Linked DNA regions of Mus musculus: region 1 is linked to region 2. A link is a loop called in an ENCODE intact Hi-C map of the cell type or tissue named here. Cell type or tissue: heart. All regions are shown on one strand. Links, peaks and the distances in the headings refer to the core of each region. The heading gives the core; the rest is flanking DNA. Region 1 has its middle 23 kb from the start of Vps13a. Region 2 holds the start of Rfk (riboflavin kinase).

Region 1 (15,904 bases), core at 3,934-11,933, 590 kb before region 2:
GAAAATGGCTGTCAATTTAGTTCAGCCAGGACTTTTATGAACAGTCTGCTCTTTGGGGCTCTGTCACTCTCAGCCCTTGAGAGGGTGGACTGTCATGAAACGCTGTATAGGTAAATTGTCACTCCTGGTGGTGGGCTTTTTGGTGGTGTGTGATGCTTTTAATGAGATTGACCCCCTTAGATTCATATATTAAAATACTTGGTCCCCAGTTGGTGGAACTGTTCGGGAAGGATTAGGGAAGTGTCGCCTTGTTGGAGAAGGTGTATCACTGGGAGTAGACTTGAGATTACAAAATACCATGCCATTCTGAATTAGTGAACTCTCCTTCCTCCTCCTCCTCCTCCTCCTCCTCCTCCTCCTCCTCCTCCTCCTCCTCCTCCTCCTCCCCTCCTCCTCCTCCTCCTCCCCTCCTCCTCCTCCTCCCCTCCTCCTCCTCCTCCTCCTTCTTCTCCTCCTCCTCCTTCCTCTCCTCCTTCTTCTCCTCCTTCTTCTCCCTCTCCCTCTCCGTCTCCGTCTCTTCTCTTCTCTTCTCTTCTCTTCTCTTCTCTTCTCTTCTCTTCTCTTCTCTTCTCTTCTCTTCTTTCTCTCTGCCTTCAGGTTAGTGTTTCAACATGTAAACTGTCAGCTACTGCTGAAGTGCCATGCCTGTTGCCATGGTCACAGACTCAGCCTTTGCCATGATAAGCCTAATTAACTATTTCTTCTATAAGCTGCCTTAGTCATGGAGTCTTAGCACAGCAATAGAAAAGTAACTAAAATAGGAGTGCCATTGCCTTTGACTGGCACGTGCTCATATAACTAATCTCTCACTCATGGCTTCCATGAGTAGTCCAATAAGTCTCACTGGTTCACTAAGTGAGACTTGGGTAGAATCATTTCTTTGCTCTGTTGTTGGTGTCCTATACGAGACAAACAGACATTGGCTCACACACCCATATCCCAGGGAAAGTCAAGCAGTCGTAATCTAGACAGGGACTGAGGAAACCAAGGGTGAATTGGGAAGTAATGGTTACATTGTCGCTGCAGTGGGTGCTGATTTATGCAACTAGGTTGATTTATGGGCAGGTAGAAGTTCCTGGGGCATCTCAATGGCTATGCTTCTCCATGTGGTATGGGATGGTATGATATGTGACCAAGGCCAGGCCATCTGAGAGTGGAGTATCGTTGCACTGAATCACAGCCTAGCCATCTTTCTCATAGCTTGACACTTTAATGAATGAGAACTACCACCAAATATTGACTACAGCCAAATCTTTGATGGACTAGAGAATAGATGGACATCCCTGAAATAGGGATTGGATTGCTAGCAATCTGTGGTATCACTTCTGTGTGGCCTTTGTTGTGGGTGATAAGACATGCAGTTGAGGCTCAGCTATCTTCTCAAAATAAACTTACTCATATAAGAGAAGAATTGCAATAGGAAAAAGACAAGAAGATAATGTCTACTGCATTAGCATTTGATTCCACAGCAAAAGCAGGAAAAGGGGAGGAAGAGATGGAGGTGTTGGCTTGCCATTTCTTATCCTGACTGGATCCAAAGAAAAAGAGTACAAGTTATATCAGTCCTAAATAGCCTTTCCTGGGATTAAAAAACGGGAAACCTATGGGAAGAAGTAGTGAGAAAGATGAGAACATGGTAGAAGTGATAGAAGATGCTTCTCGTTCCCAATCTCTAACAGAGAGAAGGAAACATCTGCAATTCAGCATGCCAACAGAGCCTTCCTAACAGCAACACAGGGGAACTCGGTAATCAGAGAATGTGCTGTCTTTGAACTGCTTGAATTGGGGAAGACTTTTAAATAAGCAAAGAAATATCCTGGCTTGTGAAGCTATAGTAATGGGGATAGATGTAATAGATGTTAACCCTAACCCTAACCTAAACTGAGCCAAACTATCCACTTCTCATGGGACTACATAACCTGAGATGACATGAGGGAAATCATACTCTGATGACCTGGTTCCTATAGGCCAACTGCTTGTTGACTGTCTCAAGGTCTGTGCCATAGAAGGCACCTCAAAACTGATACTGTAAACAGGGCAAAATTCTATGACTAAGTAGGCCATTCATCCCAGTAAGTTGACCACTGCTATAATTTTGATGTGATGTGCCTGTCAAACTGCCTTCTAAAATATTTGTGTTAAAACCTCTTAGATTACTGTTGTTGTCAATCCTGGTCATGGAGGGAGACTTGTTTTTAGTTTTTGGATTTTTCTCCCGCAATGGGCAGTAATTACTGCAGAGACATATAACTAGAGAAGCTTCTGAGAATAAGTGACTCTTCAGTCACTGGGTCCAATGCTCAGTAATAGATGAAGAAAAATAATTAAACACTTGTATCACCCACTCCAAGAACAAGGGAACCATATGAAAAAGGCAAGAAATCGAGGTAAAAGCCACAGGACAGGGTGCAATGTTGTGTAGATATTTCCTCTGAGTTGAAATATTCCCTCCTCTTGGGAAAGGGGAAGTTCATAGACTCAGGAAGTAATCGAAACTTACAAGACTCAGAAAGTTCCTAAAATGAACAAGATCCACAAAGGCTTTCCACAAGGTTATATAAGCAACAAGAAGAGATGACTCACTTGCCTGTGGCCTGTGTAGGAAGCTCCAGGATGGCAAATTGTGAAAGCTGTTATTCATCCTGGCTGGACTTTTTGGTGATGCTGTTGCTGATTCATGAAAGCTCCCATAAGTATCCTCCTTACCCACACTTCCGAAATCTACTCCGATAAACTCACTAAGCTGTACTTGAGTGGAATTCTTTCTTTGATCTGTTATCAGTGCCTTATCTGGGATTAAAAAGAAAAGATTTGTCGCTAACTCTTTAGGAAAATTCACACAAAAATTGCCTCTTAAATTTCCTTCCAAGTAAATACTTGATGTACTGTGGACACTTTTTAATTCTTATTAGGGAAGCAGAGCACTAGGATAATGCAAATAGAAGTGTTTCACGTGTTTTGTTTTTTCCCTCTTCATCTTATTCCTGCCAGCCTGCTGTCCTGGGTCTTACATTACTTGCTTCTTGTTTATTTTCTTCTCTTTTTCTTCCTCTTTGCTATTTTTTTTCTTGTTTTCTGTTTTCAGCATGCTGGGACATACCTGTAATTCTGGCACTTGGGAGGGTGAGGCAGGAGGTTCATGTGTTTGAAACCAGCTGGGTTACATGATAAGACTTTATCTCTATTTTTGAAAAAAAAAAAACCAAACAAAACAAGTGTGCATTAAATATACACAGGGTGCTTCTAAGATTTACACACATGTATGTAAAGTACTTTGACTACATTCACCCCATTAGCTTCTCTGGCCCTGCCTGTTTCCTGTTGCTTCCTTCCACTTTCCAAATAACCTACCTTCCATTCTCACACCTTTGTTTTTAAATCTAAATTCCTCACAAAAAGTGAAAATTAGCGTAATGATTATATAAATTATTTTCATATAATTTTTCATAATGGGCTTCAGTTGAGAGTTTCAAGACAACCTCCTTGTCTCAAATTAAGCTAAAATGGTAGGGACTTGTTCTGAGTCACACAGAACTGGAATTTTCTGGCCGAATCTACTGTTTCATTTGCTTCTTTCTCATTTGCTCCCCAAGCTCTTCACAGTCTAGCACGTACTTTTCTGTTGTTGTTGCTGTTGCTGCTGCTGTTAATATGACATTCCATATGCGAGTTCAAACATTGAGAATTTGTCTTTCTGAGTTTGAATCATTTCAGCCAACAGGGTGATCTTCAGTTAAACCCACTTTACTAAAAGCATTATGTTAGGTTTCAGGGTGGGAGAGGAAGTTTGAGAAGAGGCCCTGAGTTGAATTGTCCTTCAGGTAAAAGTTTTATTAATGTCAGCAGTACCCCAATAGAGAGATGTGATGTAGTGTCAGTCCCACAAGACAAAACAGTCTTATTTTGAGGTCCCTTGGGAGAGAGCAGAGAGAACCTGATCAATACGTGGTCTGTGTTGTGTGACAGAAGTAAGAGAGTGGAGCATTCATGACTTATACCACGCGACAGGGCTGTCTTACTCAGGTTTCCCGTTGCTGTGAGGAGACACCATGGCCAAGGCAACCCTTATAAAAGATAACATTCAATTAGGGCTATCTTACAGGTTCAGTGGTTCAGGCCAAAATCATCAAGGCAGTGTCTAGGCAGTCATAGATGCTGGAGGAGCCAAGAGTTCTGCATCTTGATTGAAAGGCGGCCAGGAGAAGATTGGCTCCCACATGACTATGAGGAGGTTCTCTAAGCCCTCCCATACAACGCCACACTTTCTCCAACAAGGCCACACCTCCTAATAGTGCCACTCCTTGAGCCAAGCATATTTAAACCACAACACAGGGGTCACTTTCTGGGTCAGGGCATAGTGTTCAGTTAAAAGATAATCATATTATTAGACAGGTCACTTGTTCCACCTGTAGTCAGCTGGCCATTTAGGGCTCAGTTATTTGGAGAGCATGTTTCTAGGAGGGGCCTGGTTCCTTACCTATGTGGCATGAAATATACATTTCCAGCCTTTTTGTTTATTTTAAGAAGAAGAAGAAGAAGAAGAAGAAGAAGAAGAAGAAGAAGAAGAAGAAGAAGAAGAAGAAGAAGAAGAAGAAGAAGAAGAAAGAGAAGAAAAGAGAAATGGTGGTCTAGGGGCTAGGGGCATTGAAAATCTTTTTTAGCTTTTTCATGTTAAATTGAACCATCATTGGTTTAAGAGACCTCCCTTCCCTTTAGATAATAGGGTCGTTAATACCAACAGAAATGTGGTGGAATTCTGGGGTAGTATCAGCCCTGTACAACAAAGTTAAGTGTCTTTAAAGGTCCCTTAGGAGGAGTTAGGGAGAGCCTATTAGTGTGTGGCCTGTGCTTCATGACAGTGCTATGAAAACAAGGTGTACAAAACTTAGGCCATGTGACAGGGACCACTCTTTCTCTGGTTTAGTGAGTGCGGCCTAAACATGTGACCAAGATTATGTGACAGGGGTCACCTGTCTTGCGTATAATCATCTGGCAGTTCAGGGCCTAGTTATCCAGAGAGCTTGTTTCTCAGAAGGTCGGGCTTCCCTGCCTGTAAATAATGACATCTACACATTACGTCATTCTTCATTTAGCTGCGTAATATTCCATGTTCACACAACCCACATTTTCTTCATATACTCAGTTCCTAGAGAGATAAGACTCCTGAGAGAAACGCACACAGTAGAGACTTGGCTTTATGAAGTTTCAGAGGGAACAAAGACTCCATTAGCAACTGGGCTAGGGGTCCTTTCTGTGGTGTTTTGGCAAAGAAGCTGGCTTTATTCTGCCTATGCCCTGGGAATTTTCATAAGTCACACATATAAGCAATAAACTAACTTTTCTCATAGACTCAGTTATTTATTTCTACTTCATGGATCTCAGGAATTAAACTCAGATTGTCAGGCTAGGAAGCAAGAGACTCTACTTGCTAAGTCGTCTTGCTGGCTCTAGTCTACATTTTTCTTGTTGCACACAGGCCTCTCAGACTTTAATTGTTTCAGTGTCATTAAAAATGTTATATGTTCATTGAGACTGAATTTAGTATTTTTGAGAGAAAATTTGAATAGCTGGCTCATATGAAATACTTCTATATTTCTGTCAATTAGAACATGTGCACTAGTTTGTTAGCTTCATGGTTATCAGGGTTTGTGTGTGTATGTGTGTGTATGTATGTGTGTGTATGTATGTGTGTGTATGTGTGTGTATGTGTGTGTGTATGTGTGTGTGTGTATGTGTGTGTATGTATGTGTGTGTATGTGTGTGTATGTATGTGTGTGTATCTGTGTGTATGTATGTGTGTGTATGTGTGTGTATGTATGTGTGTATGTGTGTGTGTATGTGTGTATGTGTGTGTATGTGTGTATGTGTGTGTATGTGTGTATGTGTGTATATGTGTGTATGTATGTAAGTGTGTGTATATGTATGTGTGTGTATGTGTGTATGTGTGTGTATGTATGTGTGTGTGTGTATGTATGTGTGTGTGTATGTGTGTGTGTATGTGTGTGTGTATGTGTGTGTATGTATGTGTGTGTATGTGTGTGTATGTATGTGTGTGTATGTGTGTGTATGTGTGTATATGTGTGTGTATGTATGTGTGTGTATGTGTGTGTATGTGTGTGTATGTATGTGTGTGTATGTGTGTGTATGTATGTGTGTGTATATGTGTGTGTGTGTCTTTGTGTTTTACATCTATCTTCCTAAAATTGAGCCCTGAACCTTCATCCTCCCCTAATCTTAGGATCCAGGAGAGTGCCCCACACCCCTGTCATCATTCATGTCTTTCTTTGAACAGGAAGACAGAGGGCAAGGAAAGAATGGAAGGGTGTGTGTGTGTGTATGTGTATGTGTGTGTGTGAATGGAAGGGTATATGTGAGAATGGAAGAGTGTGTGTGTATGTGTGTGGATATGTGTGTGTGTTGGTATGAATGGAAGGGTGTGTGTGTGTGTGTGTGTGTGTGTGTGTTGGGGGTTTGTGAGAGTGATTCTGTAGAGTTGAGTCAATCATCTTTAATGAGTCTCAGAAGTTTGACAACAAATTTTCCCATGTATTTGCTTACTAATGTGTGAAAAGAGAGAAATGGGGTCTTTAGTGCGATCTGTGTCATTCCTGATGACAGTTGATGTCAGTTCCTGACAAAAAGTAGAAGTATTCATGAGAGGACAGCTAGACAGCTCTGCTCTACACAGGTTAAAAGAAAAGTCTCCATAGGAAAGTATTATAATGGAGAACATTAATGACTGGTTACTGACGGTTGGGCTTCTGCTATGGTGGTAACAGGAAGTGGTAAGGACTGTGATGGGCAGAAAAGCTCCTGTCTCTTCTGAGAAGCTCAGCCATGTCCTGCCATTGCCATGTAGAAACAGAGCCCACAGGGGTCCATTGATCCAGTTTTCTGACAGAAAATGACAATCTGGATTTTTACGTGAACTCTTTAGTTTAAAACTAACACTTGCATTTTTTCATGTTAATAAAAATACTACATTTAAGCTCTGTAATTCTCACCAATTTTCAATTTCTTGTCAAGAAGAACCAGTATTCCTTAAGATAACATCTTAGGAAATATTATCATTGTAGTTAAGAAATGATCTCTACAACTTTACAATTTTGTAGCTATGAGGAGGAACTTGGAATAAAGGAATAGTTGAGCAGGCAAGGTATTTATCCTCTGGGCAGATGCAAATCAGATACATATTTTCCTTCTCTTAATGTGGGATAGACTTTTTTTTTTTTTTTAAGGCACGGTTCTGTTTAATACCTTCTCTCTGCTACACACAAATGCTACTATAGAATTCACCATTCCCGCTCTTGGTCATTTATTCATTGCAGTTCTGTGCTTTGGCCAGTAGGTGGCAGCAAGTATTAGCCAGAAGAAGTAGCCAGTTTACACCTTTAGAAATATAAATTTTCTTTAATCTCTGTAAACAAAAACAGTGAAGGAGGGGAGAGATCAGAGGTGCTCTGAAGGCGCTTAGGCAATAGTACCAAAAAAGAAGCTTCATAGGAAGAACTAGTCTTCTCATATCTTGCAGAATATGTGAGTGACTATTTTTTCACAACTTAAACTTTTTTTTTTTTTTTTTTTTTGAGGCAAGGTCTCGTTATTTATCTTAAATAGCCCTCAAACTTGTGATTCTTCTGTCCCAGCTTCTCAAGCGCTATTACCATATGTTCTGTAAAAAAACAAAACAAAATAAACAGACAAAAACAAAACAAAAGAAAAAAACCTAGGATCGAAGAGACATCTCAACCAGTAGTAATACATGCTTAAGGAGATCAAGTGATGATTAGCATATTGGACCTTTTGCATACATGTATCAAATTATCACACTGACCCTACAAATATATATAATGATAGGTCAATAAAGTATTTATAACGGTGAAAAGACTTAAGAATTGAAAGAGACTTATACTGACTTCCCATGTTACTTCATTTAGTCTTTTATAATTAATTAATTAATATCTCAAATGTTGCTTCACCCCCTCAGAGAGTCTCTTCCCCCTTCCCTCCCCTTCTCCTCTGAGAGGGTAGGCCTTCCCCCTGGGTATCATCTCTCTAAATGCCATCCCTCCACCCCAGCGCATCAAGTCTCTGCAGGGTTAGGTGAATTCTCTCCCACTGTGGCCAGACAAGGCAGCCCTATGTGCTGGGGCCTCACTCCAGCCCATATAAGCTCTTTGGCTAGTGGCTCAGTCTCTGAGAGCTGCCAAGGGTCCAGGTTAGTTGAGTCTGTTGGTTTTCCTGTGGAGTCCCTGTTCCCTTCACCATCTTCAATCCTTCCCCCAGCTTCCATAAGAGTCCCTGACCTTCATCCAAAGCTTGGCTGCGGGTATTTGCATCTGTTTCAGTCAGATGCTGGGTAGAGCCTTTCAGAAGATAGTTGTGCTAGATTCCTGTCTGCAAGCACAACAGACAGAGTATCGTTAATAGTGCCAGGGATTGGTGCTTGCCCACGGGATGGGTCTCAAGTTGGCTACTCCTTCAGTCTCTGCTCCATCTTTGTCCTTGTATTGCTTTTAGAACAGACAAATTTTGGGTTTAAAGTTTTGTGAGTGGGTTGGCATCCTTGTCCCTCCACTGGGGATCCTGCCTGGCTACAGGAGGTTTCTTAGAAAATTGGAAATAGTTCTACCTAAATACCCAACTATACCACTCCTGGGCATATACCCAAAACATAGTCCACCATAACCTGAGGACAATCTGCCCCTCTATGTTCATAGCAGCTTTATTCGTAATAGCCAGAAACTGGAAAGAACCTAGATATCCCTCAACTGAACAATGGATAAAGAAAATGTAGCACATTTACACAATGGAATACTATGCAGCTATTCATCATGAATTTTGCAGGCAAATGAATGGAACTAGAAAATGTCATCCTGAGTGAGGTAACCCAGACTCAGAAGAGCATGTACTGTGTGTATTCACTGATAAGTGGATATTAGCCATAAAGTACAGTATACCCATGATACTCCCCCATGGACCTAAAGGAGGAAGGCCCAAGTGAGGATGCTTGAGTCTCGCTTAGAAGGGGGAATAAAATAGTCATAGGAGGCAGAGGAAGGAAGGGAACTAGGTGGGAGAGGGGATGGGGAGAACAATGGGGACATCAGGATCAGGGCAGGGAGAGGCAGGAGGAAGGGCTGGAGGCCCCAGGGAGAGGCAGGAGGAAGGGCTGGGGGCCCCAGGGAGAGGCAGGAGGAAGGGCTGGAGGCCCCAGGGAGAGGCAGGAGGAAGGGCTGGAGGCCCCAGAGAATGAGGGGAAATCTGCAGCTGCTGTGCTGGGTGGGGACTGGCGGGGCGGGGCGGGGCTGGTGGGGCGGGGCGGGGCTGGTGGGGCGGGACGGGGCGGGGCGGGGCGGGGCGGGGCTGGTGGGGCTGGAGAGAAGGGGTTCTCTAGAAAGTGACACCAGAAGAAGCCACCTCCTGTAGCCAAGTCACTTCTTGCACTGGTTTCTCCTTTAGAAAAGATTGGCAGGAAGGGCTGACTGTGTGAAACAAAAAAAAAGCAAAGATTTTAATTTATTCCATGATAATTCAGTGTGCCAAACAAGGATTCTTTATTTTACTCTTAATTCTGAAGGCTGTTCCTTAATAAAAACTATAGATATTTATTGCCCCTTTAGGTAAAGATATAGCTTATTAAGACACGAAGAAATGGACGTGAAATATTTACTTTCTTTTCTGGATGACTCCCACACTCACTTAAGTCTACCCCACTTAAGATTCATTGCTACTGAGGCTCCTCCTCTTCCCTTCCCCTCCTCCCCCTCCTTCCCCTCCTCCCCCTCCTCCCACCTCTTTGTAACTAGGAGTGTACCCAAAGCACCCTTACACTTGCTAAACAAATGTATTTACCGCTTTTGAGGCACTTCTGCTGACCCCAACCTGTACCCCATTTCTGTTTTTATTTTAAGACAGAATCTCATGAGCTAGTGTAGGCCTTAAATTTATGATTCTCCTGCCTCAGCCTTCTAAATAGCAGGTTCATAGACCTGTACTACCAGGCTCTGCTGACTGCTGAAGAAGAAAAGAATGGAATGGATTTGAGTAAAAGTTATTAGTGAAAACTCCTGGATACTGTTAAGCAAAACTTGAAGATTATAAACATAAAAGGTTTTTTGAGAGTCTTTGTTATGTCATGAATGATTATGGACTAAGTGTTTTTTTTTTAATTAGGTATTTTCCTCGTTTACATTTTCAATGCTATCCCAAAGGTCCCCCATACCCACCCCCCCAATCCCCTACCCACCCACTCCCCCTTTTTGGCCCTGGCGTTCCCCTGTACTGGGGCATATAAAGTTTGCAAGTCCAATGGGCCTCTCTTTGCAGTGATGGCCGACTAGGCCATCTTTTGATACATATGCAGCTAAAGACAAGAGCTCCCGGGTACTGGTTAGTTCATATTGTTGTTCCACCTATAGGGTTGCAGTTTCCTTTAGCTCCTTGGGTAATTTCTCTAGCTCCTCCATTAGGGGCCGTGTGACCCATCCAATAGCTGACTGTGATCATCCACTTCTGTGTTTGCTAGGCCCCAGCATAGTCTCACAAGAGAGAGCTATATCTGGGTCCTTTCAGCGAAATCTTGCTAGTGTATGCAATGGTGTCAGCATTTGGAAGCTGATTATGGGATGGATCCCTGCATATGGCAATCACTAGATGGTCCAACATTCGTCACAGCTCCAAATGACTAAGTGTTTTTAAGGAGAAAAGGATGCCATGTCTAGTACAATGTATTAGAGTGGATTTGGTCTATTGCACAATTATTTCTGCACTTTGTGCTTTAAAGTCAAAGCCTTAATAGATATAAATATAGCATAGCCAGCTCTTGCTAATTTATAAAGTAAGAAACATGGCACAGGGTCAACCAGGCTACAGATTAAGTACAAGGCAGTGCTGAGAAGAGAAATCACAATGAAATTCAGTCATTAGCAAACCAGCACACATGCATGTGTGTACCTGGACAGAGGCATTGCAATGAATCCTCGTCATTGGTGCAGTCGACCTGTGTTTATAGCTGTGGGGAAAAGGAAGCGGGAATCGCCAGACCACAGTCCCTTTAGATCCCAGCAAAAGTTACATCACGGTTGTTTGGTTTTACTAAGAAAACTAAAGGAACCTAAAAATAAGTGTTAGAGGGTCATTGGAATGATGCCATGATACTTTAGAAAAGATTGAAGGTCAACTTCATTGTGGGTTGCATCCTAGAATTATGGGATCTCAGAGGCTGGAGGAGTACAGTGTGGTGGTGGTGTTTGTTTTAGGTAGCCTACCCACCATGCTTTTGTATTTGTTTGGAAGGGGCTCAACCTTCCTAATGCTGTGACCCTTTAATACAGTGGTGGTGGCCCTCAACCATAAAACTGTTCCAAGGCTACTTCATCACTGTAATTCTGCTGCTGTTATAAATCATAATGTAAATATCTGACATGTGATCCCCAAAGGGGTCATGACCTACAGGTAGACGTGCACTCTCTATGAGGACCAGCCTGGCCTTGAACTCCCAGAAATGTGCTGCCTCTGCTTCCTCAGTGCTGGGATTAGAGGCTTGCACCACTACACCTGGCTCCCACCTCGCTTCTGTATGGGAACCCCTTTCTTTTTATCTTCCCACGTTTACCTGGTCTCCAGTTGACTGTCTCCACAGTCCAGAGCTTTTAGCATTTTGTGTAAAGGTTTTCCTTTTGAACTGATCTCATTATGAGTTTCTTCCCAGCAGAGATCTGAAGTTGGTCTTTTTTGGTAACACCTGCTCACTGGCTTCTCTGGAGAGTTGATTTATGACATTTTTATGCTGGATCATAGACAGCTTCATGGGACTCATGAAAGTTACAGACGTTCATCCCAGAGAAGTGCACCGTGTCCCCCAGCTCCCTGGTGACATTTAAGTCAAGTCACCTTGCTCTAAGAAAATGGGGGCTCCCATGTGGCAGTTCCTACAGTATTTGAAACGGTGACATGGTCTTTCCCAAACACCCCCAGAGCTTTTCCAGTTACTTCTTGCCAGCCTTTCTTTGTCTCTTCATCCACTTAAAATGGGGGCACACTAAGCTCCTGCCTCATGCCAGCTGTGGGACACAGGACCAAGACACCATTCCTGAGTCTCAGAATCAGTCTGCAAGGGTGAGTCATGCCAGGGAAATGGCACTCCAACTGAATGTGGGTCTTAGGGGTGGATTCAAACCCCAGCCCTGCTACTGCTAACCACCCTAGCAGCCTGCTGTGGTCATGTGTGCCTCCTGAGGCACTGGAAGCTTGGCATTCAACGCTAGCCTGGGCTACATAACAAAGATTCTGTCTCAAGAACCAAAACCCACAACACACACACACACACACACACACACACACACACACACACACACCAGCCCAAAAGAAGAAAACATGGCATTGTAGTATTATTATTGCCATTTCTCAGATAAGGAATATAGACTTAATTATGTGTGCTTTGATAAGCCAATTGTTTAAGAGGGATAGTAGTGCATATGTTTTGATGTTTCCCAACCAATTATACTTAAAGACAAATCATTCTATATTAGAAGGTGATGAATAAATGGAACATGGGATGAGGACATCAGAGAGATCTGATAGGAGATTTGAAGATAAACAGTTGAAAATGGGGGGGCCCGGAGAGATGGCTCAGTGGTTAAGAGCACTGACTGCTCTTCCAGAGGTCCTGAGTTCTATTCCCCAAATCCACAGGTTCACAACCATCTGTAATGGAATCTGGTGCCCTCTTCTGGTGTCTGAAGACAGCTATAGTGTACTCACGTACAAAAAATAAAATAAAATAAAATAAATTAATTAAAAATAAAATTAGAGTGAGAATGTCGGGAGCTGAGGTAAGGCAACAGGGATGAGAGCCGTCGGTTCCATTCTAGGTCTACATTATAGGACCTGGTGGTCAGTTAACAGTGAGAGGGGAAAGTTAAGAAAGATGCACAAATCTGTCCCTTGGAAATTTGTCAGGTAGCGACTTCCTTGACTTCATTCGTAATTACAACAGGAAGATTATATGACGCAATATTAGGTGCAAGGTGCCTTTCTGCTACCGTGAGATTTGGAAATCTGGTCTGGAACACAGGAAGCAGCTTCCACTGCCAAGCACGGGCCTGAGCATCCTTAGGTCGTGAGAACGGGTGAGATCATCCGTGAGGGTAAGGATGGCATGGAGCAAATGAAGGACAACCAACCAAGGAGGGAGCACGGGGAACAGGGACTTCGGGTGAGAGGGAGCATCTACGAAGGACCAGACGAAGGCAAGTGGCTCTGCCTCTGATGTGAGGGAATCCTGAGTGAAGGAAGACTTCAGTATTTATTTTAAGTTACGCTCGGCTAAGGACAGAGCTCGGTGGGTAAAGCTCGTGCAGTGCAGACTGAGCTCAGGTGTAAGACTGCAGGGCAGCTACGGCTGGGCAGGAAGGCTCATCTCAAACAGGGTGGGAGGTGGAGACTGACGCACAAACTTGTCCTTCGCTCCTGTGCCATGGGGCACTTGAGCCCGCAGTCATGCACATATGGGCACGCGCACGCTCACATGCTCGCATGCAGGGCGGGTTTTAAGTTACTGCTTAGAAACAAAACCCTGGATGTCTAGTTGAGTGCTAGCCACTCTGTTCAGTGTTTACCTCCGTTTCCCATGGATTGAGCGCCATCCTCTCCATCCATCCTTGGCCAACTCTGTAGTAAGCCAAGCTCCTACCCATGCTGAGTGATGTTGCTGTGCTCTTTGTGTTGCTGTGTTGTCCAAATCAGTGGATCTTAACCTTCCTAACGCTGCGACCCTTTAATACAGTTCCTCAGGTTGTGGTGACCCCCCACCATAACTGTAATTTTGCCACTGTTATACATTGTCATGTAAATATCTGATATGCAGGATAGCTGATACGCAACCCCCCCCCCCCAAGGGTCGAGACCCACAGATTGAGAGCCACTGGTCTAGGTGTTTAGCCCTAGGCCACTGTTACCCCATTTAATCATTCAGCTATGAACTTTACAAGTCGCTTTCATTCCAAGGTAAAAGTGAATTAATTACACATCCCAGATGAAGAAGGCTATGGCTACGTTTTTGGTGCTCAAGGAGTATATTGAATTAAGTGCTCTATTCATACAGAGCCACCTTTGAAATGTGACTAAAGAGTTAACATGCCATATGGTGTGTGTGTGTGTGTGTGTGTGTGTGTGTGTGTGTGTGTGTGTGTGTGTGTTTACTTCCTCAGATCTACATGACCCTCGTTCCTTTAGACAGTGATTCCCATGCCTGCTTGGGTACCAGAGTCATCTGGGGAACCTGTGAAAAATACAAGTTTCAGAACTTTGTCTCCTATGTGCTGGATGAGATAGGTTGAGCACTGAGGTTGAAGAAAGGGAGTTGCGAGGAAATATTCCTTAGGTGACTGCAATGAAGCCACAGACCATGCACACACGGATCCCTGCCCTGAGAAGTTCTCAGTCTTCACCAAAGACACATCTGTCGTGTTGGGGTGCGTGTTTGGAACCAGTTTTTTATTGTTTCTGTTTTTTAAAATAAAACAAGCATTTTATTGTAAAACAGTGGATTTTATTCCAAAAATGTGAACACTGTAAAAACAGAGTATGGCGTAAGAGCATAATTTCCCCTAATACAGATAAAGAATAGCAGTCGGTCAATCCATCCACAGTTTTTGTGGTGTAATTACTAGGTTATCTCTTTCTCTAAAAATTAGATAATTTAAATTAGATAATCATAAATTGAAGGCTAGCAAGATTCCATTTCAAGATTAAAGAGAGAAATAATTTTTTTAAAAAAGAAACAAGGAAGAAAGGAAGTAACAAAGAAAGGGAAGGACAGGAGGAAGGAAGGAGGGACGAAGCAAAGAAGAAATTTGCCACTCAGTAAGTCTCAGGGACTCTGGGACTCTAGAAGCCAGGATTTGGAGTTAGAAATCCACTGCGGCCTTCACTAGAATCTTTGGACATTTTTTTTTTTTTTGCCTCCATTTCAGATTTTCTCATCTACAGATAAAAGTATTACTTACATAATAAAACCTTGTGGAAACTAAATGGCCTCCTTAGAACGATTGCAAGAGACTTAGCATGGCATGAAAAAATAAGTTCCACTGGAATTGATTTATAATTTTAAATATTAAAAAAAAATTAGAGCAGTTTTAGGTTCACAGCAGAGTAGAAATTATATAAAGTTCTCACGTAGTCCTTGTCCCGCCACGCACACATCCTCTCCTAGGAGCTGGGCCTCAGCAGACTGAGATATTTGTAACAGCCCATTACCTACCCTGCTACATCATTACTGCACAAAGCCTGCAGTTTACCTTAGGATTCACTTTTGTTGTGATATGAGCTATGGGATTGGCAAAATGCACAGGGGCAAGTGGTTACACCTCCAGGCTCCACCACTGTTATAGCTTTATGGCACCAACAGGGTGACATATGATGGATATTCTTTTTAGGAGGAGATTTGTTTATTTGTATTTGTGTGTGTGAGTGTTTGCTTGTATGAATGTATGTGACCAGGCACCTGGTGCCTGAGGAGGCCCAAGAGGGTGTTGGATCCTTTGTAACTGGAGTAATAGATGGCTGAAAGCTGCCATGTGGGTTCTAGGAACCAAACTCTGGTCTTCTGCAAGAATGGCAAGTGCTCTTAACCATTGAGCAACCTCTCCAGCTCTGCAGCCCCAGTACTGGATAGTTTCTAATATGACTTTTGGAAATTATTTCTGATTTATGCATAATATTTCACAGTGTGACTACATGACAATTTACTTAATATTTCATGTATATTTAGGTCATTCTAAAATGTTCTCAACTGTTAACTATTTACAAACAATATCCTCATATACATATTTTAATACTTATATAAGCATAAATACTTTTATATTTATAGGAGTATGAATAGGGCATTGGAATTTTATCA
Region 2 (15,904 bases), core at 5,241-13,240:
AAAAATCCAAAGAAGTGGGGTTAGAGAGATGGTTCAGCTGTTAAGAGCACTGATTGCTCTTCTAGAGGTCCTGAGTTCAATTCCCAGTAACCACATGGTGGGTCACAACCATCTGTAATGGGATGAGATGTCATGCTCTCTTCTGGTGTGTCTGAAGACAGCTACAGTGTACTCATATATGTAAAACAAATAAATAAGTCTTTAAAAAAATTCAAAGAAGTACAAGCAGAAGAAAGGGGCAATGGTTGAAATTCTTTTCTGTTACTTACCCCCATCTCTATTAAGGAAACATGGGTAAATATTTAAAAAAACACAATGGTTTAAGAAAATGTGTTTTGTTTACCTCCACATTGACTTAGGGAACTCAGATAAGTATTTAAAGTCTATTTGCTTGGAAAAAAAAATACAAGGTGTCTGGTTACTTAGGTACATGCTTTTATTTCTTTACTGGGCAGAAGAAGAAAAGAAGAGGGAAGTTAGGGAGTTCTTAGAACAATGACAGCAATGTGGTCAGACCCTGGCATGTGAGACTGAGCATAGAGCTCAGAACCACAGGGATGGTCTAGCATGCAGGAAACCCTGGGCTCCATCTCCAGTATGGAGGGCTGTGGTGGAAACAGCATCAAACTACGATCTTCATCAATCTTCAGGTGAGTGGTTTAAACCCTAGGCTGCTGAGCCCATCGGGGTTTCTGATTGAGTAGATGAAACCTGGCTCTCCCCAGTGATGTCAACTACTCGAGTGGGAACCGCCCCTCCCCGCTTTGAGAACACTAACTCACAGCGCTCTCATGGAGACGATTTCCTGGCATGGTATTTATCAGCAGATGCTTTCTGAAACACTAGAAGTATTACAAGAAAGGTGTGCTGTGGTTAAATGTGTCAGGAGAATACTAGATTGAAAGAGGTTGTTAAAGGAAACTCCTTTTGAGAAACCTTTTATAGTTTGCTGTCTATAGACACAAAACTTATTGTCAGCATCTGCCTGACTTTTAATCCCAGGAAATGCTTACCCAGAAAGATGATATAGAAAAAAAAATCTTACTTCTTGTTGCAAGAATATCCTGAAAGTCCACTAAACACAAGGCTACTCAGTTTACTTTGTTGAATAAATACTACTTGCCCAGATAATAAATCACAACAAAAGATTGCTTACTCCCCAATACTGCTTGTGACCTCACCCTGCTCTGCCCACTGACAATCTCTTTAGGTCACATACTCTCACAATTCTAACTTATTTACAGTCACACAACTGAAGGCTCTTCTCTTGGGATGAGCAAGGAAACTGGGCTCTGTATTGGTGAGCTTGATGTTGGTGGACTTCTGGGCACTTCTGGGTGGGTTCATCTGCAGGTAGAACTAGGAAGCCCAGAGCATGATGACAGTAACTTGGGGCTCAGAGATTCTCTTATGCTGCCTTTCTTCTGGAACAATTGCTACTGTAAAACGCCAACCATTCTTTTTACTCCCAAGTTTTGCAGTTACAAAGGACTTTCAGAGGGAGAAGCTCAGCAAAGCTTCACTGCAGTTGAGAAAGACTAGGGGTGCCACCAAAGAACTCAAAACGGAGGACTTGCTAAGAGTCACAGCCACTCAAAAATGCAAGGCATTAAGCCTCACTTTTAAATCCACCACTCAGCTTCCTGTCTGGCAATACAAGGCAACACTTAACTAAACATCGACCAATTCTACATTCCATCCCTCAAGTCTTCACTACATAATTTTAACATAGATGCTCTCCCACCTGGGGGCTGCTTTTAGTATAGTTTATTCTGTATACTATGGAATTATTTGTTTCTGGACCAGGTTTCTGGTGATTTCTCTGATTAGAAATTTATAGTTTTCACCAAAGGAGTCTCACTAGGTATACAAACCATACTTAAGGACAGGCCCAGCAATAGATAGCCAAGAAATTGAACTCAATGTGTTTTTGAAGATTTTGATGTTTTTGTTGTTTTTCTTTTTTTTTTAATTTTTTTGTGTTTGTTTGTTTACCTATTTATTTACTTTTGCTTAACAGATGTTTTGCTTACATATCATGGTCCCCAATTTTGTTTTTATGAATGATCTGTGCGTGAATGTGAGTGTCTCAGCATCTCTATGTGTTTCTTGTGCTTTCTCTTTTGCATCCCCCCCTCCCTTTTAAATCTGGTCCTATTTTGGTTTGTTTTTATTTTATTTTCTTATTATTATTAGATTCTGATTTGTATCCTAATGAGAGAGAAGAAAAGGGTGTGGGTTTGGATGGGAAGAGAAGTTGGTGGAGGGGAAACTGTTATCAGAATATGTATGAGAACAATCTATTTACTATAAAATTAATTAATTACTTAACAAGGAACTGGTGGGATGGTTCAGCAGGTAAAGAAAGGCACTTGCCTCAAGAGCCTGAACTATGACTTCCATACCTAGAACACATGGGGTGGGGCGGCGGGAATCTGTTCCCACAGCTGTCCTCTGACCTCGACATGCCTGCCGCGGCACACCCACTCCCTCTTACACATATATACATCATTTTTGAAGGAAAAAAAAATAAGCCTAAGGGAAGATCTTTCTGACATTGATTTGAAGATGAAAAAAGCACCCAGGACAAAGGAAAACGGACTGAGAACAGAGCTTAGTGATAGGCTGTGTCCTCGCATTCACGCACAAGGCTCTGGGTTCAACTCCAGGACTGCCGGGAAAACACGTAAGTACACACACCACACTTGTAATTCCCGTGCTCAGGAGACAGAGGCAGGTGAGTCTCTGTGGCCAATTCCCGCTGCTCTGCCTCTTCTGCAGCCTTCAGCACACAGGAGCCTACTGCTCTACAGCTTGGCCTGCCACCTGCTAGGCAGACAGCCCCCATTGCTCCCCTGTCTCTGAGCTGGGACTCCATCCCATAGCTTTGCCTCCTCTGTGGCCATCAAAGTGCTGGCCAGTCCCCGGGTGAAGCCACGGCTGCCACACAGATGTCATCACCACCCTGTTCTTCCTGTTTCTTTCTTCGAATTACCAGCTCTGCCAACCCCAGAGGTAGACAAGAAATGGCCAAGAAGGAAGCCTTCTTTCTATTGAGCCTTAATGCTGCCACACCAAGGCAGGCAGCCAGGCACTGTCTCCCACTCAACCTGCTCACAAGCAAGCTGAACGGTAGTCTATTTATATAGCCAGAGTGTGTGCACCAACCCCAGCAAGCCTTTCATACAAATGAAGCCTTCTGACTTCACCAATTGAGGCATCGGCTCTTTAGCATCAAACACAGTGCTTTCTCTGCTGGACCACCAAGAGAAGTAGTCCTCTTTTGGCCTGAGTAGAGTAGGATGCCTGAGAATTTACCAACACTTTTGATGATACCCAAAAGTTTAATGTAAATTACTTCATACAGTCCTGGAGGGATGGGGAGTCTTCTGGAGCCAGAGCAAGCAGCTGTCGCCATCCAGAGTCTCCAGATATCCTCATGGTGTCTGTGAAACATTTAAAATGGCTAGTTCAGACACAAAGGCAGACATACCAAGAGTACAACAGCTCCCAATTAGGCAGTCCCATCACACTGTCCTCCAACATCTATGGCTATAAACACTAGAAGAGCTATTTAAAAGAACTTGTTCTTGCAATGCATACTTACAATCTGAATATTCAAACAGTAGAGGCACAGTGCTTTAATAACAATGTCCAGGACTTGCTCAGTGCCTCAGGGGGAGGTGACTTTCCCTTATCTGTCTCAATATCAGTTTCTACTGCTCTAACAATCTCTGAAACTAGATGTTTCAGATGACACATGCTTACAATGTCAACACTTGGGCAGCTGAGGCCAACTTGGGCTACATATCGAGGTGCTGTTTTGAAATCAAAACACAAATATTTCCACAAAATATGATCCCTTTGCCAACATAGTTGTTTCTTTTATATTTTTGCCATATCAAGGGCTGTAGCTGCTGTTTGGATGTGTGTATTTTTGGTTATGGCCACAGTGTGTTGTTTGATAGGACCTCTGGAACAGATACTTCCTTTTGGAAATGGGATGAGAGTTTGAGGTGATGGTACAGGTAGAGTCTGCTAAGGCCTCCTGCTCTGGCTGGATAGATGGATAGAGCCTGCTCATATATACACACACACACACACACACACACACACATATATCTCTCAAATTCATGGCCTCTCTTTTTAATTGTTCGTGTGTGTGTGTGTGTGTGTGTGTGTGTGTATACTTGCTTATCACACACACCAACACAACTATTTCTGCAAACAATAATAGCAACAACAAAGAAAAGAAAACGAGCCTGAGCGACTCAGTGAGATTTTGTCTCAAAATGAAAACCAGGGGAAGGCTGGAGTAATAGCTCACTGGTAAAGTGCCCGCCTAGCAAGCCCAAGGTTCTGAGTTCAGTCCCGAGCACTTCAAAAGCCTCTTCTAAATGTCCTCAAATCCCCAGGAGCTAGAGATTAGATTTGGAAGCATAGATTTGGGGATGGTAGAATTCAACACAGAAGAGATACAAGATGTTCGTTTACATATAAACTCTATTATCCATTGATTTTTGCTACAGAATCCTTCTATTCCTTTATATTATACCATTCTAATGGGTTTGTTTGAAATGATTGATAAGAACTGATCACCCTTCAGGTTGCTCATCCTGAAAATTTCCCAGGTGATTATTTTGCTTAACTTCCATATGACAAAGTTTAGGGTTTTGTTTCCATGAAGTTTTATTTACTCAACAAAACCATCTTTTCCTTTATTGTTTTAACTATAATTTATAGATAAAATTTACCTGTGTCATTTATTTATCCATTCACTTACTGTTCTGTTTTTTGAAATGTGGTCTCACTCAGACTCTCCTTGAACTTGTGATCCACTGCCTCAGCTTCTCCATGGCTGGGATTGCGGTGGAAACCACTATGTGCCTAATGTGAAGTAGGTAGGTCCTCCCCTCCTCCTCCTCCTCCTCCTCCTCCTCCTCCTCCTCCTCCTCCTCCTCCTCCTCCTCCTCCTCCTCTTTTTCAATATAGGGCTTCTCTGTGTAGCCCTGGCTGTTCTAGAACTTGCCTTGTAGACTAGCTTAACCTTGCACTCACAGAGATCTACCTGCCTGCCTCTGCCTCCCAAGTGCTGCAATCGAATGCGCGTGCTGCCAGTGCTGAGCCATGTACAGTTATGTTATCATTTATTGTTCTAGTGTAGACTCGGTGTGTGTTTTCATAGTTAAGCATTTAGCCCAGATGGAGTTCATGTGATACATACAACAGAGGATGAAACTTCTTTCACTTTTGTAATTTAACCAGTTACTTAAGTTTTGTGTTCATGTTTTGAGTAGATAAGTATTAAACATTTCAAAGGCCAGAGACACAGCTCAAAAATAGAATGCATGGCTAGCATGCATGAAGCCCTAGGCTCAGTATCCAGACCTACCAAATGATTTTTTTAAAGTACTGTTTATTAGACTTTTTTTTTTTTAATATGGACTTTGGTGATGGTTGACTGTACTTCTATTTAATGTTCTGGAAAAAGTGCATTTCACTGTTGGTTTTAGTAAAGGTTGGCTGACTTCATTGTTACTGGTTTCTGGGGTGGAGTAAATGATTCATCTTTTCCTTAACCAATATGAAACGGCTGACCTTTGTATTCTGAGCAGGAAGCAAAAAGACATGGTTGTCTATCATTCAGCTCCATGCTACTCAAAGTGGTCCTCAGAACAGAATAGTCTAGTTTTATATTTTTATTATTTTGTTTTGTTTTGACATTAAAGGAAATTTGTTATTTGAGGGTAGAGAGACGGATGAGCAGCTATGAGCACTAGCTGTTCTTGCAGATGATCCGAGTTCTGTTCCCAGTACCCACATAGTGGCTCATAGCCACCTGTAATTCCCGTTCCAGACGATCCGATGCCTTCTTTGATCTCTGAGGACACTAGGCAATCGTGTGGTTTGTACACAGACACACACACACACACACACACACACACACACACACACACACACAGGCAAACACTCATACCCATAAAAGCAAATAGTTTTTCAAGAGAGAGAAAATGTATTGATTATGTCTTCGGGATTGCCCCTGAGACCGTCTTTACATGAAAGCCATCAGTTTCTACTGACACCCGTGACAGTTGCTCATTTATTGTCTTGGGAGTTGAAATCAGTTTTTATCTCACTTTTGAAAGGTGTAAGTCAAAAGTACTGGATTACATCCTAACACTGAACAAAAGATAATCATCGGACATTCGCCTATCAAGGAGAATGAAGATTTACTCCCTTAGGAAAAAACAGCTTCTTCTGCATTCCTCTGCCATCCTTAGTGCCTCCTTAGAGACCACGGAAGTTCTGAATATGTTACCAACATTATGTGCAAAGGCAAACCATTTCCTCCACATTAAAAAATAGTTGTGCTATGGTGAGTTTCCCAAGGAGCCAACTTCATCCCCCTTGGGAAAGCAAGCCTTTGATCTGCTAACCAACTTGTTCAGACTATACTTAGAAACGAACAATAAAAAGCATTCTGCTCAATAAATTTGCCAGTCTACGTTGGCAGCACAATGAGAGCTTTGTGTCGGCTCCCTCCGACACGCTCAGTGGACCATCTCAGAGCTTACGGGATGCTTAGCTGAGCTACTGAATACTCATCTCATACAGATAAGAGAAGAGCTGCATTTGTCATTGTTCCTTTCTCCTGGGAAATCTGTATGAAGCATGTTATTTGCTGTGCAGTTTAAAAGATTTGTGTCTTCATTAAAATCTGACACAAAAGGGGCTGGAGAGATGTCTCAGTGGCTAAGAGCGCTTGTTTTTAAAGAGGACTGGGATTAAATTCCCAGCATCCCTCTGGCAACTCCAGTTCTAGGGCTCGGGACATGTTTTTACGGCCTCTGTGGGTACCAGCCATGCATATGATACATAAATATACATGCAGGAAAAAAAACCCCACAAACCCATAAAATAAAAATCTTCCCAGCTGGGCGTGGTGGCGCACGCCTTTAATCCCAGCACTAGGGAGGCAGAGGCAGGTGGATTTCTGAGTTTGAGGCCAGCCTGGTCTACAAAGTGAGTTCCAGGACAGCCAGGGCTATAGAGAAACCCTGTCTTGAAAAGCCAAAAAAAAAAAAAAAAAATCTTCCCAACTGGTAGCTGTGAGAATCTCCAGGGAGGAAAGTGTGGTGGGTAGGGGAAGAAATGGCGACTGTGGCTAGCCAAGGCTGGGACATACTCACTGTCTCCTTCAGCAGCCACTGTGATAACTTGGATTGTTAAGGGACTGAGGGGCCAGCTAGAGCTGCCAGGCTCGACTGGGCATGTGTCATTCACTACCAGCCCACCCACACCGTCTGTACTGGGGTGTAAAAAGAAAGGGCCACCATGCCAGCAAATGGTGTTCCTTCTGAGTCACCTTTGGGTTGGGTGGAGCCTGAGGGAACCTCCATAGGAATGTAGAATAGACCTGAACTTGGTCCTTGGTCCTAGGAGGTGACCAGGATAGATATTAAGACACAGAGATTCAGAATGACAGCTCAGTTCTCTATTTGTGGGGACCACAGATCTCCAATGTTGACATTTCTGAGAAGGCTTGAGAAGGAATTCCACTGCATGGGCTGTCGGAGCTGAGATAGTAGCCTAAGGAGGCAGGCTTTTTCCTTCCTTCCTTCTTTCTTCTTCCTTCCTTCCTTGCTTGCTTGCTTTCTTCCTTCTTTTTTTTTTTTTTTTTTTTTTTAATTTTACAAAGGGTGCTCTGTGCTAAGGGGTGACAATAGGGGCTTTCATGTTGGGGATGCCAGCATTAGGATCAAGGTCTTCCTCTAAATTGCTTCAGATTGCATCTCCAGCCTTGCTCTTGAATTATTCTCTGCAGAAAATTGGCCCTGACTGCGTGCTGTGGGAATTCATGGCATCCTCAGGAGGAGAAATGCGTTGACACCTCTATATGCTGTCATGTCTCCTTTCATTTGTGTCCGTCTGCCCATGTGCCTGTCCTTCTGTCTGTCTATCCACCATCTATTTGTTGATATCTCTCTCTCTCTCTCTCTCTCTCTCTCTCTCTCTGAATGGAGAGGAAATATGAATTCTGCTCTGTGTAATTATAGGTTCTCCTTACCTCCTTCATCTTATTTTTCTCTAATGAAACACATATTCAAATGTAATATCCAGACTATATATAGGGTTGCTGGCTTAGCTCCACTCAGAGCGTACTTGTCTAATATGTATAAGGCCCTGGATTTGATCTCCGGTGATCAGGAGGGAAAAGCCACGGAATCAGGAGTAGGTCATCCTTGGCTACACACTTAGTGTGAAGACAACCTGGTCTATTTGAGACTGGCAAAAAATAAACAAAAAACATTTTCAAACAACCTGCCCCCCTCCCCAACAAAGTTAGCATAGCCTATGAAGGGAGGTAGAAAGCAATGGTTATCCCTCATCAAAGACCCAGTTCTGAGCTCTTGAAAGAATAACAAGCCAACCTGCATCAGGACCAAATCTCTCAAGCCTGGCCTGGAGCCTGGCCTGGCCAATCTAGTTAATTCCCTAGCTCTGATTTTCTGTTTGCATTTCTAAAGTCTAACAGCTGCGAAATTGTCTTTAAAAAGTAGTAGTGTGCCACCTTGTGGATACATGAAGAATGGGAGATTTTGTTGGTGAGAATTTCAAAGTTTATCCACACCCAATCCTTCTCACTGGAGCACCGGCCACCATTTCTCTGGGGAAAACAAACACAAGAAGAAGCAAATGCAGAGAACAGTGCACTCTAATTGTTTAAATTATCTGATATTTATACCAATAAAAATAATGGAAATTTTGTAACTATCTACAAAATTTTTATGTGCAAGCCTGATCTGACAACCAACTTCTAGCTCGTTGGAAATCTCTTTCTGAGGCCGGGCGTGATGGCACATGCCTTTCATCCCAGAACTCGGGAGGCAGAGGCAAGCGGATTTCTGAGTTTGAGGCCAGCCTGGTCTACAAAGTGAGTTCCAGGGCAGCCATGGCTATACAGGGTAAAGAAATCTCTTTCTGTGTCATTCTATCTAGCTAGTCTACCTTTCTCTTGAGCTCCTCCAAACCCAAGAGGGCTTCTTAGCTTTCTTTCTTAGAATACTGTTTTACCTGTGTTCTGCCAGCTGTTTCTCTGTTGTTCCTGCAAGCCCAAAGAGAAAATACCTATCTCTGATTAGGAGCTCCTTCCATTAAGGTCCTTCAAAAGCCAAAAGAAAAAAAGAGAGCTCTCTCAGTGGTCCAATTGCTTATACACAGGCCTCGAGCTCCCCATACCCACACACACCCTTTGAAGACTGAACCATCATGGGGGTTTCGGGGGTGGGGTGGGGTGGGGAAGTGTGTGTGGGGGAGTGGTGCCTTCCAGGCCAAGTCAGTAGACTACAAATCATTTCACCTTTATGGTAGGGTAGCTTGAGGCCATCCAGCTGACTTTGCCTCGGGTCATAGGGCCAAGAATGCAAACCTGTCCATAGCAACCAGTCTTAAAATAGGCAGGAATTTTCCATTCTTTAGCATTCTTATCTATGGAGGTTTTTAGAGACACACCCAAAGTGCATCTCTTTAGGACACAACTATCTGTCAAACCAAATACCTACGTAAGCTTTTATATTTTGCTAACAATTAGGTTTTTTTTATGTACAAAAATCAAATATCCTGTAAGAGTGCACGCTCACCTTTAGTGCCAAGGTGAGAACAGTGGTAGTCACCCCGCTGAAGCTGGGGTTGGAGACATGGAGGGATATTTTAAAATCTGACTTTAAGTCAGGGTATATGTCATCTTCAGGTCCAGCTTGACATTAGGGTTTCCCAGAGAAGCGACTAATGTTCTATGAAGGAGCATCAACTTTGGTGTATAGCCCATACAAGGCAGATTATATAATTATTCATTAATGCCATGATCTCCAGCCTCATGCACGTGAGAGGTGTATTAAGTACTCAAGCATCTCACTACAGGTTTTCCTGGTATAGTTGGATAGAGATAGGGACCTGTTAGCCTCCCAGCAAGGGTGAGTGAAGGCCATTGCCAAAGGCTCCATAGATGTCATAGATTCTCTGTGGCTTTCTGGGTCTAGCAGGTCCCAGGATCTCAGTCTCAGCTTCTTTTTTCTACAATAATAGACTCAGATCAGATATTTTAAAAAATCCATTTAGCCAGAAGTGGTGGTGTATACCGTTAATCCCAGAGACTTGGGAGGTAGAGACTGGTAGATATCTGTAAGGTCAAGGCCAGCCTGGTTTATGTAGCTGACTCCAGGTCAGCCAGAGCTACACAGTAAGACCCCATCTTTAAAAAAAAATAATAATATTTTTTAAAAGAAAAAAATCTGTGTGCTTCAATAATTACAAATTCAATTGATTCAAATTTCACTGAAATATTCTATGAATTTGGTTTTCATGGTTGTTTTAGTCACTGGTCTGCTGCTGTGAAGGAACACCATGACCAAGGCAACTCTTATGAAAGAAAGGGACTTTCTTTCAGTTGCAGAGGCTTCGTCCGTTATCATTATGGTGTGGCAGGAGATGGTGACATGCATGGCACTGGAGCAGTAGCTAAGAGCTACATCCTACAATGTAGAGAGGCAGAGAGACTGGGCCTGGCATGAGCTTTTGAAACTTCCTAGTGATACTCTTCCCCCAACAAGGCCACTCCTCCTAATACTTAGTCCTATCAGAGAGTCCTATCACTCCCTGGTGAATAAGTATTCAAATATATGGGTCTATGGGGACAATTCTTATTCAAACCCAGTACAATGCTGACTCTCTCTCTCTCTCTCTCTCTCTCTCTCTATATATATATATATATATATATATATATATATATATATATATATAATATTTACTGTGATATGAACCTAATTCAGCTGTACTAATACTATCTGTTGAAGAAAATCAGAATAGATAACCATATTTCTTTAACATAAAATTTATTTGAGCTGGGCTAGAGACCACCCAGTACTTGAGCAAGAGCATGTATTGCTTTTGAAAAGGACCCAAGTTCTGTTGCTGGAACCTTAATCAGCTCATGACTGCCTGTAACTCCAGCTTCAGAACACTCGATGGTTCTGGCATCCACAGGAATTGACATTCACGTGCACACACGTACACATACACAGGCATACACATATACACAATCAAAAATAAAATAAATCCTTTTTAAAAATCACTGCCGGGTGTGGTGGCGCACGCCTTTGATCCCAGCACTTGGGAGGCAGAGGCAGGCGAATTTCTGAGTTTGAGGCCAGCCTGGTCTACAGAGTGAGTTCCAGGACAGCCAGGGCTATACAGAGAAACCCTGTCTTGAAAAAACAAACAAATGAATAAACAAACAAACAAACAAACATCACTCGAACTATGAGCAAGCTCTCTCTGCCTTTATAGAAGCAGGGCATAGGTTTACAATGACAAAGGTAGCCTCCTCCTTACTCCAGCAAGAAGTTAATCCCTGAAGATGCCAGCCAAACAAGGGCCCAAAGGAATCTGCATGAACTGGCTTTACCAGCAGGCTCTGCATGTCATTTGACTGTACCCCCATGATTTTCCATCCTAGAGACATAAAACCCTTTTCCTCAGAGGCTTGGTGCTGCACACTGATGTGGATTTAGTCTAACACTTGTGTTATGTTATTTGGGTTCCCGAGAATTGCATGAGAATTCATATGTAAGATGCTGAGGGTCCTTGCCCCAAGTTGGTTCTGATTGGTAAATAAAATTGCTAGCCAGTCAATGGCTGGGCAGGGTCTCCTTCCCTGCAGGCAGAGGCCAAGCACTGCAAGTGCAATTCAGAAAGAGCAATAGAAATACTTTGGAGATTTTTACGTTTAAAAGCACTAAACTTGACAACTCCATGCTCTTTCTCTCTCTCTCAACTCTAGATTTGCAAAAGTAATATTAATTAAGAAGGTCCAGTAACGTATCTTCTGAACCAAATACATCGGAGCACTATTAATGAGTGTGAAAAACAATAAATCACATGGATGAAACACACATCTGAGTATCTGCAAGCACTCCTGGCCCCCATTTTTGAAGTGGCTTTGACAGATTCTGACTTGATGACTAGATGAAGCAGAGATAGAGCCCGGAAAGGCAACTTCATTTTTAAGTAAAAGAGAGCCCTCGGAGGCTACCAAGATGCAGTGGAAAAGAAACAGAATTTTCTTGTCCATAGCTACCTGAATGTACAAAGTATGCATCTATAGGAATGCATACGAATAGCTTCATGAAAAAGGAATTTGCTGGGCATGGTGGGGCCTGACATTAATCTTAGCACTTGGGAGATTGAGGCAAGCGAATCTCTGTGAGTTCAAGGCCATTTTCTCCTAAACAGCAAGTTCAGATCAGCCAGGGCTACACAGCTAAAACCAAGCTTCAAAATTAAATGAGAGAGTATGACACGTACTTAGCATCTATTTTCCTTCCTTCTTTCCCTTTTTCTTTTCTTTTTTTTTTTTCTTTTTCTTTTTTTCTTTTGAGACAGAGTTGGCTGATCTGGAACCTACTTTGTAGGTCATGCTAGTCTTGAATCCACACCCTTCCTATTTTATTTCTCAAAAATCATCTATTTTAGGTCAGGTGTGGGGCACACCTTCACCTCTAATCCAGATTTAATTTAGAAGGCAGAAGCAAGCAGATCTCTGAGTTCAAGACCGGTCTGGTCAATAGGGTGAGTTCCAGGACAGCCAGCGCTGTACGGGGAACCCCTGTCTTGAAAAACCAAACCAAAAGAAATACAAAACCATCTATCTTTATTCCTCATTTTATCTCAGTTCTCTCACTCCCTTAGAGCGTGGACTTGGTGGTATAAAACCCAGCATGATGTATCTGGTTCTCACCTCCCTGTGTGCTTTGTCACTGGTGATGAAGAAACTGAAAACTACCATTCTAACATATCAACTATTTGGAATGAAAGACACCTGGAAGACAGCACTAAAAACATTCTTACCCAGTTGTGTTAGTGCATGCCTATAATCTCAGTACACAGAAGGGCTGAGACAGAGTTGTGAGCTCCAGGCCAGTCTGGAATAGAGCCGGTATCCAATTACCACCACCTTCAACAAACAAAGAAAAAAGAAACCGCCCCCCCCTAAGCAGGTAAGTGATTACATTCTTAGTTTCTTAGGTCTCTGTAGCCCGTGGTCTCTGCATCTGACTCCTGGCATTATAAGTATGCACCACCATGCCTGGCTCACACTTTTAATATTGCCAGGCAACCTGTTAAGTAGTTTTCTTTTTCTGTTTAAAAAAAAGTATTTATTCACCTTACGTCCCAATAGCAGCGCTCCCTTCTCCCAGTATCCCCTCGCACAGATCCTCCCATTTAAGTAGTTCTCATATATTGGCTGCTCAAGGAAGCAGGGTCTGCATTCAAATTCTAGTTTATCTAGGGCTAGCGTGAGCTTGCAGCCACAGTCATTTAAACTTTTCTAAAGACTTCTGTTAGAGTGTTTACTGGGCGAGTGTCCTATGGGGCCCGGGGTTACAGTTTCCTTCCCGTTAATTCCCTAGCACCTTGGTAGTGTGCTTTGTTCTTTCAACACATATTTGTTTTATGCTGGTCTGAAGGCAGTGAGTTCTCTCAACTGATTGTTCACAGTCAGTTACAAATACCTGTTTTGTGTTAGTATACTAGAGTCAAGGAAATGAAACGTTATCAAGAATGTTCCCAACATAGAGAAAACATTTTTTAAGATCAGCTGAACATTCTCAGAGTTACATACGAGTAAGGGAAAAGAAAGTGATTGCAAAGATTGGGCAGAATTTTATTCAAAATTGTGGAGGAAAAGAACAACTTAAGTTATCTTGTGAGCAACGCTTATTTCAGCAAAGCCCAAACTCAGAAGCTGAAAAGGCGACAATTAGAGGCTGGGCTATGGGTGAGGGCGGGGCCACAGAGGCGAGGGCGGGGCCTCAGCCGCAGGAGGTGAGGACGGTCCGCACTACGATGTCGGCGAGCGGGGCGCGGCTTCTGGGCGGGTCCGCAACGGCGGGGGCGGGGCTACGGCGGGAGAGCAACGGAAGCCGAGCAGGCCGGTCGCCTGGGCCGCAGACCTGTGCATTCGCCGCGGTTGTCGTAGTTCCGGCCGAGCGGCCGCTGGGATCTGACGGCTGGGTGCTATCCTGCGGGCAGGCACTGGTCGCGGCAGGTGTCTCGCTCCGCCGGCCCAGCTCCCGCGGGATCCCCCGGCTGGTCCGGGCCCCGGCGCCGCACTCACGGCGGCTCCGTCGCAGGCACGGAGCGAGGAGCAGCCCGCGTCCTCCGAGGTCAGCGTCATGAGGAGCCTGCCGTTCTTCTGCCGCGGCCAGGTGGTGCGTGGCTTCGGCCGCGGCTCCAAGCAACTGGGCATCCCCACAGGTGAGCGCGTCGCGGGGCCGTGGAGCTCTAGGCCGTGGGCAGGGGACCCGGCAGCCGCGCTCCTGCCGCTAGCGACGAGCTGCGCAGCCCCGTCCGGGAAGGCACCGCAGGTTGGATTGGCCGAACTCTCAAGCTGTTGAAAGTTCCATTCTAATGATGCTACTGTGTAGTGATCAATGACAACACGGGTAGTTCTATGAGAGCCGACGTTTATTTGGTCTGACTACGTAAGTTTTAGTAATCAAGACTTGATTGTCCATTCTTAAAATTGATGCCTTGGGCTGTGCCTTGACCTATTAAGTCAATCTTTGAATTGGGGATTTGGGGTTGTGTTTTTTGAAAATAAGAATCTTTTAAAGTGACTCAGCCTACTTAGGGGCGTTACTAGGAAAAAGCAGGGACTTTTGCTTGTTTTAATTCAAACAGATAGGGTCTCGCTCTGTTTCCAAAGGCTTCCTCCTACTCCCTGAGCTCTGGGGATCTCTCAGGGGATCTCTCGTAGCCTCCCAAGTGGAGGACTACATGGGTAATTTACGATAAACCTCTGTGTTTATTTCGTGTCTTTGTTTCCACTTGGGCATTTTCGTGTGGCTTTTTGGGGTGGAGGGAAGAGATTTATACACTTGCTTTGTGCCTCACTTGTAACCTGTGCTGTCTGAAGAGAAGAAATTCAAGTCGGAATGTGGAAGGTTGGAAAACAGAAAGATCCTGGGAGTGTAATGATTCAAGTTAACGTTTTAATATGTTTTTAATCAATGTTTAATGTGAATCTTGTAGCAATGAATATCTGTTTACTTCTATTTAGCCAATTTTCCTGAACAAGTGGTGGACAATCTTCCAGCTGATGTGTCTACTGGCATTTATTATGGTTGGGCCAGCGTTGGGAGCGGCGATGTCCATAAAATGGTGGTGAGCATTGGATGGAACCCGTACTATAAGAATGTGAAAAAGTCCATGGTAAGAGTCACATCTTGCTCTTTTAAATGCACACAGAACCCCTCAGCTTAAGGGTTTCACAGTTATAGAGGCAGGTGGATCTCTGATATTCAAGGCCAGACTGGTATATATAGTTCCAGGACAGCCAGGACTACTAGAGAGATCGTAATTCAAACAGACAAACAAATAACAGGAAGAAAAGTAGCCTGGGCTGTATGCTAACTGACATTCCTTCCTTCCACTTCATCCCTGCCCCGCCCCCAGCATTTATTTACTTTTATTTCAATGGGATAGTTTTCTCCATGTTTTTATTCTGTTTCTGTGAATAAAGAGTCTCCTCATAAGGAGCATATAGTTGGATTAGGTTTTGTAATAGTTTTCTGCTAATCTCTCTGTGTTTTGATTGATAGCCGTGAGCCATTTAAATTAAATATTTAATTTTTAATTGTGGGTGTGCACATGAGCTCAGGTGCCCATGGCGGCCAGGAAGGTTGGATCCACTAAGAGCTGGCGTTAGCCCAGGCTGTCCAGCTTCAGTGCTGGGAAGCAAGCTCTTGGGTCCTAGTGTGCTGTTAGCTGCTGAGCTATCACTTCAGCCCTCCATTTTGGTTTAAAGCCACACCGTTGAACACGCCTGTCATCCAATGTAGGA

Evidence for each region. Hi-C counts contacts between places; a loop is a spot of excess contacts. Peaks named below come from ENCODE experiments on the same cell type or tissue, not always from the same donor. Only the 100,000 strongest peaks of a DNase experiment are listed, where the experiment ranks them.
Region 1: it touches region 2 in a loop (5-fold over the local background); 5 of 42 quality-filtered maps call a loop at or near these places.

The regions. Positions count from the first base shown.
Region 1 is chr19:16,795,540-16,811,443 of GRCm38, forward strand. No RefSeq gene overlaps it. Among named protein-coding and RNA genes, the nearest start is that of Vps13a, 23 kb to the left of the region's middle. In heart, for the core only: a CTCF peak has its summit at 7,351 (motif pointing right); no DNase peak of the experiment used is centred there.
Region 2 is chr19:17,380,077-17,395,980 of GRCm38, forward strand. Rfk (riboflavin kinase) reads left to right here and starts at 13,967. Exons shown (of 4, transcript NM_019437.3): 1 at 13,967-14,316; 2 at 15,122-15,273. The coding sequence starts at 14,235. In heart, for the core only: a CTCF peak has its summit at 8,587 (motif pointing left); no DNase peak of the experiment used is centred there; H3K4me3 peaks cover 224 bases; H3K27me3 peaks cover 593 bases.